Linked DNA regions of Homo sapiens: region 2 is linked to region 1. Evidence: chromatin contacts called from ENCODE Hi-C or POLR2A ChIA-PET data. All regions are on one chromosome and are shown on one strand. Each heading gives the region's core, a stretch centred on a gene start or an enhancer-like site at or near the end of the contact. The rest is flanking DNA. Distances are from core to core; before and after follow the strand shown. Region 1 has its middle 22 kb from the start of AGPAT3. Region 2 overlaps AGPAT3 (1-acylglycerol-3-phosphate O-acyltransferase 3).

The links. A loop is a pair of places that touch in the nucleus more often than their neighbours do. ChIA-PET counts read pairs that join two places held with the same protein, here RNA polymerase II (POLR2A). Pooled maps may share reads with other maps.
Region 2: a loop to region 1 is called in a pooled map, with 4 times the contacts of the local background. The contact joins two enhancer-like sites. A Hi-C loop is called at or near these places in 2 of 168 maps with a recorded cell type or tissue (GM18951 and aorta), 1 of 37 single-sample maps with no recorded cell type and 7 of 50 pooled maps. POLR2A ChIA-PET finds 5 or more read pairs at or near these places in 8 of 52 experiments (GM10248, GM12878, PC-9 and 5 more).

What each region holds. Positions count from the first base shown.
Region 1 is chr21:43,840,028-43,846,850 of GRCh38, reverse strand. No RefSeq gene overlaps it. Among named protein-coding and RNA genes, the nearest start is that of AGPAT3, 22 kb to the left of the region's middle. Within about 2 kb of position 3,935, at least 3 of the 41 ENCODE cell types and tissues checked have a DNase peak (open chromatin) inside an H3K27ac peak, as active enhancers do; they include GM12878, where a contact is called at or near this core.
Region 2 is chr21:43,936,146-43,942,968 of GRCh38, reverse strand. All of the region lies in intron 2 of AGPAT3 (1-acylglycerol-3-phosphate O-acyltransferase 3), which reads right to left. Among named protein-coding and RNA genes, the nearest start is that of TRAPPC10, 73 kb to the left of the region's middle. RefSeq lists a silencer at 2,036-2,207 and enhancers at 2,747-3,645, 3,889-4,288, 3,646-4,546, 4,825-4,874. Within about 2 kb of position 3,773, at least 13 of the 41 ENCODE cell types and tissues checked have a DNase peak (open chromatin) inside an H3K27ac peak, as active enhancers do; they include GM12878, where a contact is called at or near this core.

The DNA of each region.
Region 1 (6,823 bases), core at 2,686-5,185:
CTAGCCCATCAACTTAAAAATTAAACAAATTAAGATATATAGGATACTTGTATTAAAAAGCATTCCTTAACTTTAAAATGGGCCTAGCAAAAGAAAAAATATTAATAAAGGTGGCAAAGAAACAATTAAGTTTAAGAAACATGGCTTAGCCCAACCATATGCAGTGACTCACACCTGTAATCCCGACGATGTGGCCAAGACAGGAGAATCACGTGAGGCCAGGAGTTCAAGATCAGCCTGGGCAACATAGCGAGACCCCATCTCTATAAAAAACTTAAAAAATTAGCTGGACATGGTGGTCCGGGCCTATAGTTCCAACTACTCTCAGGAGGCTGAGCTGGGAAGATCTCTTAAGCGAGGGAGGTTGAGGCTGCTGAAACAATGCTTAAAGAGAGTGGGCACATGTCTTTGTTAAATTACCAGCCATTTTTTTTTTTTTTTTGAGACAGGGTTTTACTCCTGTCGCCCAGGTTGGAGTACGGTGGCACAATCACGGCTCACTATAGCCTCTATTTCCCTAGCTTAGGTGATCCTCCCACCTCAGCCTCTTGGGTAGCTGGGATTACAGCCATGCCACCACATCCAACTAATTTTTTTGTATTTTTAGTGGAGATGGGATTTCACCATATTGTCCAGGCTGGTCTCAAACTCCTGGACTCAAGTGATCCACCCGCCTTGGCCCCCCAAAGCATTGGGATTACAGGCGTGAGCCACTGCGCCCAGCCCATTCTTAAGAATATACCCAATCTGATCCTTGGTTGGCCTTGGCTTGTGGTGACCTTGGCATTTGGAAAGACTTTCCATCTGCATCTCAACATCCCACCATGTTTCAGAATCCAGTTCAGAGATGTGTGCTCGAAAAACACTCCTGAGCTAGGAACACAGGCTCCCTCCCCGGTTCCCCTGGCCACCAGCTTGTCCTCGGAACCCCTGTGGCAGATGTGTGCATTTTATCTCTTTATACCACTTTTTACTGCAATTTCATATTGGGTGAAAGTGGACGGTAGGCCTTTGATTTATATCTCTGATGCTTAGGGACCCTCAGAAAGTGTGTACGGTAATTCCACAGGTCTGTGTTCTCTCCTCCCTCTGTATTTATTACCCATTGCTGTGTTACAAATTACTCCAAAACTGAGAAGCTGAAACCAGCAAACGTCGTCAGCGCAGTCTCTGTGAGTCAAGAGCGGGGGAGCTGCGTGGTGGGAGATCCTGGCTCAGGGTCTCTTGTGAGGCTGCATCAGGCTGTTGGCTGGGCTAGGGCTGCTGTCCCCTGAAGGCCCCAACAGGGAGGACGCATGCCAAGCTCACGCACGTGGTTGCTGGGAGGCCTTGGTTCCTCGATGGTTGTTAGACGGGTTCCCTCTTGAAGACCTGAGGTTAATTCTTCAGCGTCCTTCGGGAAGGACAGAGCTCCCCAGTGGGTAATTCCTCGATGTCCTTCTGTAAGGACAGAGCTGCAGGATGGGTCTTTCTTTAGCATCCTTCGGGAAGGAAACCCGGCCTCTACTAAAAATACAAAAATTAGCCGGGTGTGGTGGCTTGTGCCTGTAATCCCAGCTACTCAGGAGGCTGAGGCAGGAGAATCACTTGAACCTGGAAGGCAGAGGTTGCAGTGAGCTGAGATCGTGCCATTGCACTCCAGCCTGGGAGACAGAGCGAGACTCCATCTCCAAACAACAACAACAAAAAACGATGGTGCTGGGCCAGTGCAGGTTCACCACTACGGCAAAGGAAGCCCTCTGGTGGAAATGTTGGGGGTCGGGATGTTGGTGGTGGGGAAGGCTCAGTGTGGAGGGAGGGGACATATGAGAACTCTGTGCTTTTCACTTAATTTTGCTGTGAACCTAAAACTGCTCCAAAAAATAAAGTGTATTTTTGTGAAAGAAGAAAGATCTCAAAGCAAAACCATAAACTTTCATCTTAAGAAACAAGGGAATAAAAGAGCGAACTAGACCCAAAGTGGAAGGAAGGAAATATTAAAATTTAGTGTGGAAATGAATGAAATAAAGAATAGAAAAACAAGAGAAAATCAACAAAACTGAAAGTTGGTCCTTTGAAAAGATCAACAAAATTGATAAACCTTTAGTAAGACTAACCAAGAATAAAAGAAAGAAGATTCATGTTACTAAAATAAGGAATCAAAGGGGGGACATTGATAATGACTTTTTTTTTTTTGAGACGGAGTCTCGCTCTGTTGCCCAGGCTGGAGTGCAATGGCGCCATCTTGGCTCACTGCAACCTCTGCCTCCCAGGTTCAAGTAATTCTCCTGCCTCGGCCTCCCAAGTAGCTGGGATTACAGGTGTGCGCCACCACACCCAGCTAATTTTTGTATTTTTAGTGGAGACGGGGTTTTGCTATGTTGGCCAGGCTGGTCTCGAACTCCTGACCTCAGGTGATCTGCCCTCCTTGGCCTCCCAAAGTGCTGAGATTACAGGCATGAGCCACCATACCCGGCCTACTACTGACATTACAGAAGTAAAAGTATTATAAGAAAATAAGATAAATAATTGTATGCCAACAAATTATATAACTTAGATGAAATAGACAAATTCCTAAAAAGATACAAACTACCACATTGACTCAAGAAATAATAGAAAATCTTAATCGATTTGTAACAAGTAAAGGAATTGAATTAGTAATATTTTTTAAAAACTACATACAAAAAAAAAAAAAACCAAGGCCAAGATAACTATATTGGTAATTTCTACCAAACACTTAAGAAAGAATTAATACCAATCCTCCACAAATTTTTCCAAAAAATAGAAAATTAGAGAACACTCCCAACTCATTATAGGAGGCTAGTTCTATCCCGAAGCTAAATCCAAGCAAAGACATCACAAGAAAAAAGAAAAAAAAAAAAAAACATACAAACCAGCATCTGTCATGAATATAGATACAAAAATTCTCCACAAAACACTAGCAAATCAGATCCAGTAAAGTACAGAAAGAATTATACACCACAACTAAGTGGGATTTATTCCAAGAATGCCAAGTTGACTCAAGATATGAAAATCCAGGGCTGGGCATGGCAGTTCACAGCGTAATCCCGGTGCTTTGGGAGGCTGATGCTGGAGGATCGCTTGAGCCCAGGAGTTCAAGAACAGCCTGGCAACATAGTGAGACCCTGTCTCTACCCAAAAATTTAAAAATTGGCCAGGCGCGATGGCTTACCCCTGTAATCCCTCCACTTTAGGAGGCCAAAGTGGGTGAATTGCTTGAGGCCAGAAGTTGGAGACCAGCCTGGCCAACATGGCAAAACCCTGTCTCTACTAAAAATACAAAAATTAGTTGGGCGTGGTGGTGTGCGTGCCTGTAATCCCAGCTACTTGGGAGGTTGATGCACGAGAATCACTTGAACCCGGGAGGTGGAGGCTACAGTGAGCCGAGATCGCACCACTGCACTCCAGGGCCTGAGATTACAGGCATCAGAAGGAGGCGACAAAGTGAGGCTCCGACTCAAAAAAAAAAAAAAAATTCCGGGCACGGTGGCTCACGCCTGTAATCCCAGCACTTTGGGAGGCCGAGGTGGGCGTATCGCCTGAGGTTGGGAGTTCGAGACCAGCCTGATCAACATGGAGAAACCCCATCTCTATTAAAAATACAAAAAATTAGCTGGGCATGGTGGCGCATGCCTGTAATCCCAGCTACTCAAGAGGCTGAGGCAGGAGAATCATTTGAACCCAGGAGGTGGAGGTTGCGGTGAGCTGAGATCACGCCATTGCACTCCAGCCTGGGCAACAAGAGCAAAACTCCATCTTAAAAAATAAATAAATAAATAAATAAATAAGCATTTGACAAAATTTAACATCCTTTCATGGTAAAACAAAAAAAAACTAGAAATAGAAGGAAGCTTCTTCAACCTGAAACTGAAAGTGAACCTGAAGTGAAAACGGGTACTTATGAAATCCAGCTAACATCATACTTAATAATGAAAGACTAAATGCTTTCCCCTCAAGATTAGGAATAAGACAAGGATCTCTGTTGTTACCACTTCTGTTCAACATTCTACTAGAGACAAACCAGAACAACCAAGCAAGGAAAAGAAATAAAAGGCATCTGGATTAAAAAGGAAGTAACACTATCTTTATTCACAGATGACATGGTCTTATATATGGAAAATCATAAGGATCACACACACACACACACACACACACACACACACAAAAAAAAATCAACAAATATTAGGATGAATAAATGAATTTAGCAAGGCTGCAGGAAACACAATCAATATACAAAAATATGTTGCATTTCTACAAATAGTAATGAACAATCAGAAAGTCAAATTAAGGAAACCGTTCACAATAGCATCACAAAGATTAAAATACTTAGGAATAAATTTAACAAAAGATGTGCAAGATCTGCACACTGAAAACTACAAAATATAACTGAAAGAACTTTTTTTTTTTTTCCTGAGACAAAGTCTCGCTCTGTCACCCAGGCTGAAGTGCAGTGGCGCAATCTCGGCTCACTGCAGATTCCACCTCCCGGGTTCAAGCAATTCTCCTGCCTCAGCCTTCCATGTAGCTGGGATTACAGGCATTTGCCACCACACCTGGCTATTTTTTGTATTTTTAGTAGAGATGGGGTTTCACCATGTTAGCCAGGCTGGTCTCAAACTCCTGACCTCAAGTGATCTGCTCACCTCGGCCTCCTAAAGTGCTGGGATTACAGGCATGAGCCAACATGCCCGGCCTGAAAGAACATTTTTAAAGACCTAAGTCAATGGAAACATATCCCATGTTTATAGATCAGAAGACTTACTATTGATGGCAATACTTTCCTAAGTATTGATGGGAATACTTACTAAGATGGCAATACTTTCCAGGTTGATCTGCAGATTCAACTCAATTCCTATCAAAATCCCAGCTGCTTTTAAAAAAAAAAAAAAAAAAAATTGAAAAGCTTGCCTTAAATTTTATATGAAAATACAAAAGATCCAGAATAACCAGTCTTGAAAAAGAAGAAAGTTGGGGGACTGGGCATAAGGATGGACATAGAGATCAATGAGGTAGAATGAAGAGTTCAAGAATAAACCCTTACATACATGGTCAATCGATTTTCAAAACAGCATTCCAAAAACACTCAATTGGGGCGGGCGCGGTGGCTCACACGTGTAATCCCAGCACTTTGGGAGGCCGAGGTGGGTGGATCACGAGGTCAGGATATCGAGACCATCCTGGCTAACAAGGGGAAACCCCGTCTCTACTGAAAATACAAAAAATTAGCCAGGCATGGTGGCGGGCACGTGTAGTCCCAGCTACTCGGGAGGCTGAGGCAGGAGAATGGCGTGAACCAGGGAGGCGGAGCTTGCAGTGAGCCAAGATCGTGCCACTGCACTCCAGCCTGGGCAACAGAACAAGACTCTGCCTCAAAAATATATAAATAAATAAATAAATAAATAAATACACTCAATCAGGAAAGAATAGTCTTTTCAACAGATGGTGCTGGGACAGCTTAATAGCCACATCCAAAATAATAAAGTTAGACCCTTATCTCACACCATGTACAATATTTAGCTTAAATCAAAGACCTAAGTATAAGACTAAAACTATGAGACTTTTAGAAGAAAACACAGGCATAAATCTCGGTGACGCTGGATTAGGCAATGGCTTCTTAGATATGACACCAAAAGCACACGCAACCAAAGAAAAAAAATAGACAGATTGGACTCCATCAAAGTTAAAACTTTCACTCTGTGACCCAGGCTGGAGTGCAATGGCGTGACCTCGACTCACTGCAACCTCCACTTTCCGGGTTCAAGCAATTCTCCTGCTTCAGCCTCCCGAATAGCTGGGACTACAGGCACGCGCCACCACTCCTGGCTAATTTTTGTATTTTTGGGAGAGATGGGTTTTCGCTGTGTGGGCCAGACTGGTCTCGAACTCATGGCCTAAAGTGATTCTCCCACCTCGGCCTCCTAAAGTGCTGGGATTACAGGCATGAGCCACTGCGACTGGCCGATTTGTAAATTTTTAAAAGTTTAAACTTTTGTGCTTCAAAGAACACCATCAAAAAAGTGAAGAGAGGCCAGGCGCAGTGGCTCACGCCTGTAATCCCAGCAGTTTGGGAGGCCAAGGTGGGTGGATCACCTGAGGTCAGAAGTTTGAGATCAGCCTGGCCAACATGGTGAAATCCCGTCTCTACTAAAAATACAAAATTAGTTGGGCATGGTGGCACGCACCTATAATCCCAGCTACTCGGGAGCCTGAGGCCGGAGAATCACTTGAACCTGGGAGGTGGAGGGTGCAGTGAGCCAAGATCTTTAAGCAAAACTCTGTCTCAAAAAAAAAAAAAAAATGAAGAGAGCTGGGCATGTTGGCTCATGCCTATAATTCCAGCAGTTTGGGGGACCGAGGCAGGAGGATGGCTTGAGGACAAGAGTTTAAGACCAGCCTGGGCATCATAGCAAGACCCCATCTCCACACAAAAAAATTTAAAATCAGCTCAGCATGGTGGCATGCACCTGTAGTCTCAGCTACTCAGGAAGCTGAGGTGGGAGGATCAGTTGAGCCCAGGAGTTTGAGGGTGCAGTGAGCTATGATCATGCCACTGAACTCCAGCCTGGGTGACAGAGACAGACCATGTCTCTAAAAAGGAAAAACAAAAACAAACAAACAAATCTGAAAAGACAACCTATAGTAATGAAGAAAATATTTGCAAATCATACGTCTAGTAAGGGACTGATATCCAGAATATTATCTTAACAATAAATAAAAAGACAAATATTCTGAATAAAAAACGAGCAAAGAGGTTGAAGACACATCTCTCCAAAGAAGATCTACGAGTGGCCGATTAGCACATGAAAAAACGTTCAACACCAGT
Region 2 (6,823 bases), core at 2,524-5,023, 96 kb before region 1:
CGAGGCCTGTCTTCCTCCATCCCCAACAGGCAAGGGGCTCTGAGGGCTGCCAGGACGGCTTTTTCTCTGTATACAACACAGGTGACGGGAGACAGAACAGAGGTCCTGCCTTGTCTCCCTGAGCCCAGATGAGGCAATGGCACCGCCGTGCCACCCTCCTCCCGCCAAGTGAGCCACCGAAGGGGGCTAAAGACAAGACCCCACCTGACCACAGCAGCCCAGGGTGACCGCTGCACCCTAGGGTGACCGCGGGCAGGCGTGGCTGCAGGGCCAGGCACCCAGCTGCCACCTGTGGGGTTTTCTCAGCATTCGGAGCCCCTGCTGCCCATTAAGAACAGGTCTCTGAAGATGAACGAGAAGCTGCTCTTTTCATGTGGACCGAGCACAGAGGGTTCCTGGTCTAGAACCCCACGCTCAGAGAGTCACATACTGAACACCAGTGGCCACCGCAGGGGCGGGCGTCTCCAGGAAGAGCTGGCATTGTGGGCTCCCTGCTGTCCGTCGCCAGGTACCTGGGCACGTGTGGCGAATGCAGGGTAGGCAGAGGTGCTTCAGGAGCGCCTCGTGAAGGACGCCAGACTCCCAGGCTCCTGGTGAGTGGCCAGCCCGCCTTCCTGCTCTGGGAGGGAGCTGGCGAGGCCTCCCTGGACCCGTGGTGCCATCAATGCAGAATCGCTCCTATTACAGGCCTAGCACCCACCGTGACGCTCAACGTCTCTGTCCCCACAAAAAAACCAAGCCGCCTCTGTGGCCCTCCAGGTCAAACAGGATCAACAGGGACCTCACAAGCCCACAGGTTCCGGAAGCTCCCAGGTCGTACTGCAAGTGCCACTAAATGGCACCTGTGGGTACGCTGCCACGGCGCAGGCCACCACTTGAGGCCTCGAATTCCACAGCTAACTTACTGAAGACCTGAGGGCAAAGGAGAAATGCACATCCTTGGAAACGCTGTGGGTGAGGAGGTGGCACAGCCAGTCCCCTGCCACCTGGTCAGCAGGCTGAAGCTGAGAGGCTTGGCATAAGCCAATTACGAGCAGCTGCTCAGGCGCAATGCGGCACTCTTCCCAGACAGAGGCGCTCTTTTCCCAACACCTAATAGGTCTTTCATCATTTTGAGCATTTGTGAAACTGCATAGCTCAGCCACGAATCCCAGGAAATGATTTGATACCCTTTCTCCGCCCAGGCGCCAGGAACGGTCCGTGGAAGCTGCCAGAGTCGCCCGCTCGCTGGGGCCAGCCTGCCCTGTATACATGGCCCCCGTCACACTCGCGGTAGCCCCAGGTTGAGGATGAGTGAGCGGTTGCTCCTGGGGTTTTGGAACCCTCACCAATGACCGACCCCCTTGCTCAAACTCTCAGAGGCCCCAAATCCCAAGCTAATTTGTCTCCTAAATTCCACACTTAGGTTCTGTTTGTTTTTTAGAGATGGGGTCTCGCTCTGTTGCCCAGGCTGGAGTGCAGTGGCGTAATCACAGCTCACTGTGGCCTTGACCTCCTGAGCTCAAGGGATCCTCCTGCCTCAGCCTTAGGATTCTGTCTTTTGGCTCTGGGTAAACCTCTTTGTAAATAGTATTGATCGTTTTTACATAAACTGAGTCATGGGGAAGACTGGGCATCCTCCTGCCTGTGTCACCTGCAGTGACCCTCCCCGCTGTTAGCAATGGAAGTGCATTAATCGGATCTATAGAAGAGAAAGCTTCCAGATCAGAGAGAAGCAGCTCCTGGCCAAGTGTGCACCAAGAAAAACAAACACAGTCTAGCGTGGAACCTCCAGGGGAGCTGTGGTCTCTTCCTAGGAAATCACCTCGTTCTCCGGCTCTAGAAAATAAAGTTGGCACCCAGACTTGGGGTTTTTGGGTCCCCCCAGCTGCCCCCTGCACCACCTGGTACCATCATCACACACCCCATGGACAGAGGCTGGCACGCATCTTGTGCCCTTTGACCCTCTGCAGAAACAGCAGGCGGCATCAGTGTCCCGTTTTACCAACGAGCACTGGAGGCCTGGAGCACAAACACCCCATCTAATCCCAGCCCGGAGACACAGCGGGGTTGGGACCGAGTCTCTGAAATCCTAGGCCAGCGTGATCTGTGACACCTGCTGATTCTCGGCTTCTGCAGTAAGAGCCGGCACGGACTCTGGTCAAGGGCAGCTGGGAAATCGCCTGCGATCACCATAAACCAGCCCATCAGGCAATGGGTGTGACAGAGCAGCGCCACTTTGATGGTAACTACGCATTTTCTGCTCAGGGTGCAGATCACCATGTAAATCAGCCATCCTACAGCACCTGCCTTGGGGGGCAGTGGGAGTCTGTGCCCATACATCAGGCACTTGTCCGTCCCAGGACATGCCAGGCATCTACAAACACCGCCCAGATGGTATGAAACCGCTCAGCTCCTTCAGGAATGTTCTGAACAAAAACCCCTTTGCAGAAGGATGGGAGAGCTGCCCAAGGACCCCAGGAGGGATCAGAATGAGTTCCTGCCATCCCCTGCTTCCCTACCTCCCAGGAGTTCCCCTGCAAAGGGCTAGGCAGGGTTTGTTGACATGCAGAGAACGGTCCAGGGCTGGAAGAGGAGGGGAGCACACAGTAAAGGCCCCCAGGACTGCCCAGGCCCCCGGGCCCCGGCCTCACTCACCAGTAGAAGTAATAGGCCAAAGCCACCGCCAGCAGGGCCACACAGATCCCTGAGAAGAGGCAGGCCGGGTAGCTGCTCAGCATCTTCAGCCCTCGGTCCTGTGCTGCCTGAAGCCGGCGAGAAGGACCTGCGGGGAGCAGGTGTCAGCCTGGCCAAAGGGTGAGGAGCCGAGCTCAAGCGGAGGGATTAGGACCTGGCCTGAGCTGCCCAGGCTTGGCAGGGGCCGTTGCCACCCAGAGCATCTGCTCAGCAGGAAGTGGGTGCTGGGCACCCCCAGGGTGCCACCTGCGTGGCCAGCACTGTCCTTCTAGTCACAGAGACCAACTCAAGGGACCCCAGGAGCGCGCTGAAGCAGGACATACACACAGGTTCGTCCTCCTGCGCACAGCTGCGGGCTCTGCCGTCGGGGCACCGGCTAATCCAATAAGCAGCTTTTGGCCAGGAGCTGCTCACTGTAAACAGGCAGAGTCACAGGGCCAGCCAGGATGCAGGTCAACGAGCCCCACCCCAGCACAGACCCCTAGGACCAGGGACCTAAGAGTGCCCACATCTTCCTCCTCACAGCACCAGTGTGTCAAGGGGCCAGGTTGTGGGTGAGTTGGTGAGGTCTACCCTGTGCTCAGCCGTGGGCTAGCAAGATCCCTGAAAGGCCTCCAAGTGATAGGCAAACGTCCTGCATGTGGGGCATGGCTGTGGGCTCAACAGAGAACAGCCACCCAGCCTGCCGGACAGGCCAGGCGCCCGCGACACTCTCTCCAAACTGCAGCAAGGTTTGCTAAACGGTGGTGCTCCGGGTCCCATGTTCAGAGCTCCCACGCTGGAAGAGCTGTGGGGTGGGCCGCCTCTTATCCTCCAGAAGTCAGGCACGTCCCTCCATGTCACTCCAGCCTGAAACCTCTCAATCTGAAATGGAGTTCAAAGGCTAAACTAGGGAGATGAGATCAAAGGACCCAGGGACCAGAGCATCGCCCTGGGAAACCTCCTGGGGCGCGGGAGGCCCCCGACAACAACAGCGACGGGGGTGGGGTGTTATCAAGGGAGCGCCCGCTAGAGGCCCTCGACAGCACACGGGGACGGGGATGGGGTGTTCCTAAGGGAGCGCCCCCTGGAGGCCCGGCCAGTGCATTCTCGCTCAGGGTCACGGGGCCACAGTGGGATAAAGTGAAAGTCACTGCTCGTGCATCTCCCACGGCATCAGACACAACGAACCTGTCCCCAGCAGGGTTTGCCCAGGATGCTCCCCTAGCCTGGTCGCAGCCCCGTCCCAGCCCTGGTGCGGCCCCTGCGTGCTCTGTGGGAAACTGTGGACTGAGAGGTGGGAACCGCTCAGCTCAGTCCTGACATGCTCAGCCTTTACTTCTGTGAACCTGTGAACCTGGTGGAGGAGAGAGCGTGATGGGGCAGCCGCAGCCTTCCCAGGCCTGGGGGAGCCCCTCCTTCCCCCCACAAGGCTTCAGGTGACTGCATCCCCGGCCAACACATTGACCCCATGTGACTCCACGTGACACCCAGAATCGCCCGCTAAGCCACTCCTGGATTCCTGACCCTCCGCAGCTGTGTGAGATAATAGATGTCTGCTGTTTTCGCTGCTAAGTTTGTGGGTAACTCGTTACACAGCAATGTAACAAACACGGTAAGGCAACCAGGCAGATCAATATGAGGCGCACCATTTACTGGAAGTATTGGATGACTATTTATAGGGCTGGAGTTAGTGTCTGAACAAAATAGAAGATTTGCAGGCCGGGCACGGTGGCTCACACCTGTAATCCCAGCACTGTGGGAGGCCGAGGCTGGTGGATCACCTGAGGTCAGGAGTTTGAGACCAGCCTGGCCAACATGGTGAAACCCTGTCTCTATTAAAAATACAAAAAATTAGCATGCCTGTAATCCCAGCTTCTCAGGAGGCTGAGGCAGGAGAATCGCTTGAACTCGGGAGGCAGAGGTTACAGTGAGCACTCCAGCCTGGGCAACAAGAGCAAGACTCTGTCTCAAAAAAAAAAAAAAAAAAAAAAAAAGATTTGCAGATTCAAGAATTCTGACTTCTAATCCTCAGTACGTTCCTCAGTACGTTCCTTCTATCCCAATGAGCGATGTTAACTAACTTAGCTCTCTAGCGTAACATGCACATCATGGAACCAAGACATTCATTTAATCCTGTTAGCAGCCCAAGAAACCCAACAGTGAGTGTGAGTGTGTGTGTGTGTGTGTGTGTGTCTGTGTGTGTGTGAGAGAGAGAGAGAGAGAGAAAGTGGGGGAGAGAGGAGAAATGCAGCCCTCCCACCAGACAACAGCAAGCGTGTGAGCTGCTTCCTCCTCCCTCTGCAGCGAGGACCCAGACAACTTCCTTGGTCCAGCACTGTCTGCACAGTCACCCCAAAATATGCAAATATGACTGGCTGCCCACACAACCTCTGCCTGGCACTTCTTCTAACAAGAACCTGCCTGAGGTATAGAAGGCAATGGCTATGCAGAAGTCATCTGGTTTCATGGGATGCGTCCTAATGACTGCCTTAGAGATAGTTAATGAGAGAGAGAAAGGAGTCTTTTGGAGCTTCCAGAAAGGTTTCAGCCCCTGACAAAAGGTTGCAAAAAGAAATTTCCCTTTTCCTGTCCAGGCATGGTGGCTCACGCCTGTAATTCCAGCACTTTCGGAGGCAGGAGGATCACCTGAACACAGGAGTTCAAGGCTGCAGTGAGCCACGATTGCGCCACTGCACTTAAGCCTTAGTGACAGAGGGAGACCCTGTCTCCAGAAAAACAAAACAAAACAAAAAAAACTCCCTTTTCCTGACATCAGACTTATCTGTATCAAGTTGTGATGGCTGGTGCAGAGGCAGCCACGATGTCACCTCAAGGAGACAGGCCTGCAGTGGAAAGCAACCTAGAGGGTGGCCCAGAGGAGGAACAGATATAGTCAGGGGCCTTGCGCGCCTCCGCCAAGCCAAGCAAAGGCCAGCGTAGAGGAGCTGACCCCTGGGGCTTCCCACCTAGGTCAGCTCAAGGCAGATTCTGCTACTTTCAGCTCAATTCACCAGCGCCCCACCCAGTGGGCCTTTGGGACTCACACATATCTAGGGACCAACTTCTTATCTACATGCTTTGCATTTCCCAAAATCCAAAAGTCACTCATGGGTACCCCTGTGATAACAGCAAGCCTGAGTTTTCTCCAGGGCCACAGGAAGCCACAGGGTCAACGTTCCCCCACCCAGGAGTGCCAGCCCCACTCAGGTTTGCAGGCGGGGTGTTCTTTTATCTTAAAGCAAACATGGCTACCATTCAGAACAGTACGTGAATGGAGAATTCCTTTTAAAAACAAAACCAAAGATTTCTATTAGAGAAAAATACTTGGGGGAACCAGCATCCCAGGGACCCACAGCCTACTTCTAAATATGTCATTTTTTTAAGAGGAAAAAAGCTTGTTCACATCTTGAAGATTTTAACAAATTTTAGGGCAAGGAAACAGGCCGTGCAGTTGCAAATACACAGGGAAGCCCTTTTCGCTGAGGCACAGAGGCCTGGGAGCCGCTTTAGGCGGAGCTGACACGGGAGAGCCAGGCTGGCGCCAGGCATGGCTCCACTCAGAAGCACTAGGCCTCTGCGCCTCCATCCAAGAGCTGCGGTCGGGAAAAGGAAAGGATGTCTTGTTTTTGCCAAGGTATCTGAAGTCTCTGTGGGCAGCAGTCGGGTGAGCTTTTCGGCTGTGATAGAACAGAAGTATTATAGGGGCAGAGCTCATTCACGAGCAGGTCTTTCAACACAGGCATTACCGGCGTGCCACCTGATTCTCTCACTGTGTCTTCCTCTGCCGGAGAAATCCTTGTACATGAGGAGACAACTAAAACTTGCAGCTTTGACTCCCAGGCCATTCTTCCGGAGGGAGGCACTGTGGCCGTGTGCCAGGAGGGCAGAGGCACTGGCCCCACGGAGGACAGCAGTCTGCTCTCAGACAGACGAACGCTGCAGGTGCACCCACAGAAAAGTCCACAGCCCCCGGTAAACAATGCCGTGCTCGCCACTGCTAGGGGAGGCTGAGGAACCCGGCTGGGGTTGGAGGCCTGGTGCCAGCCTGGTGTGACGTCAGGCACAAGGGGCTGGGGCTGCATTGTCCTCCCCTCTCCCTGCTTTTGCTTCAGTCCTGGACTCTTTGGGCTGCAGAGCTGGGGTCCTGGCAGGTCACTTGACTTCT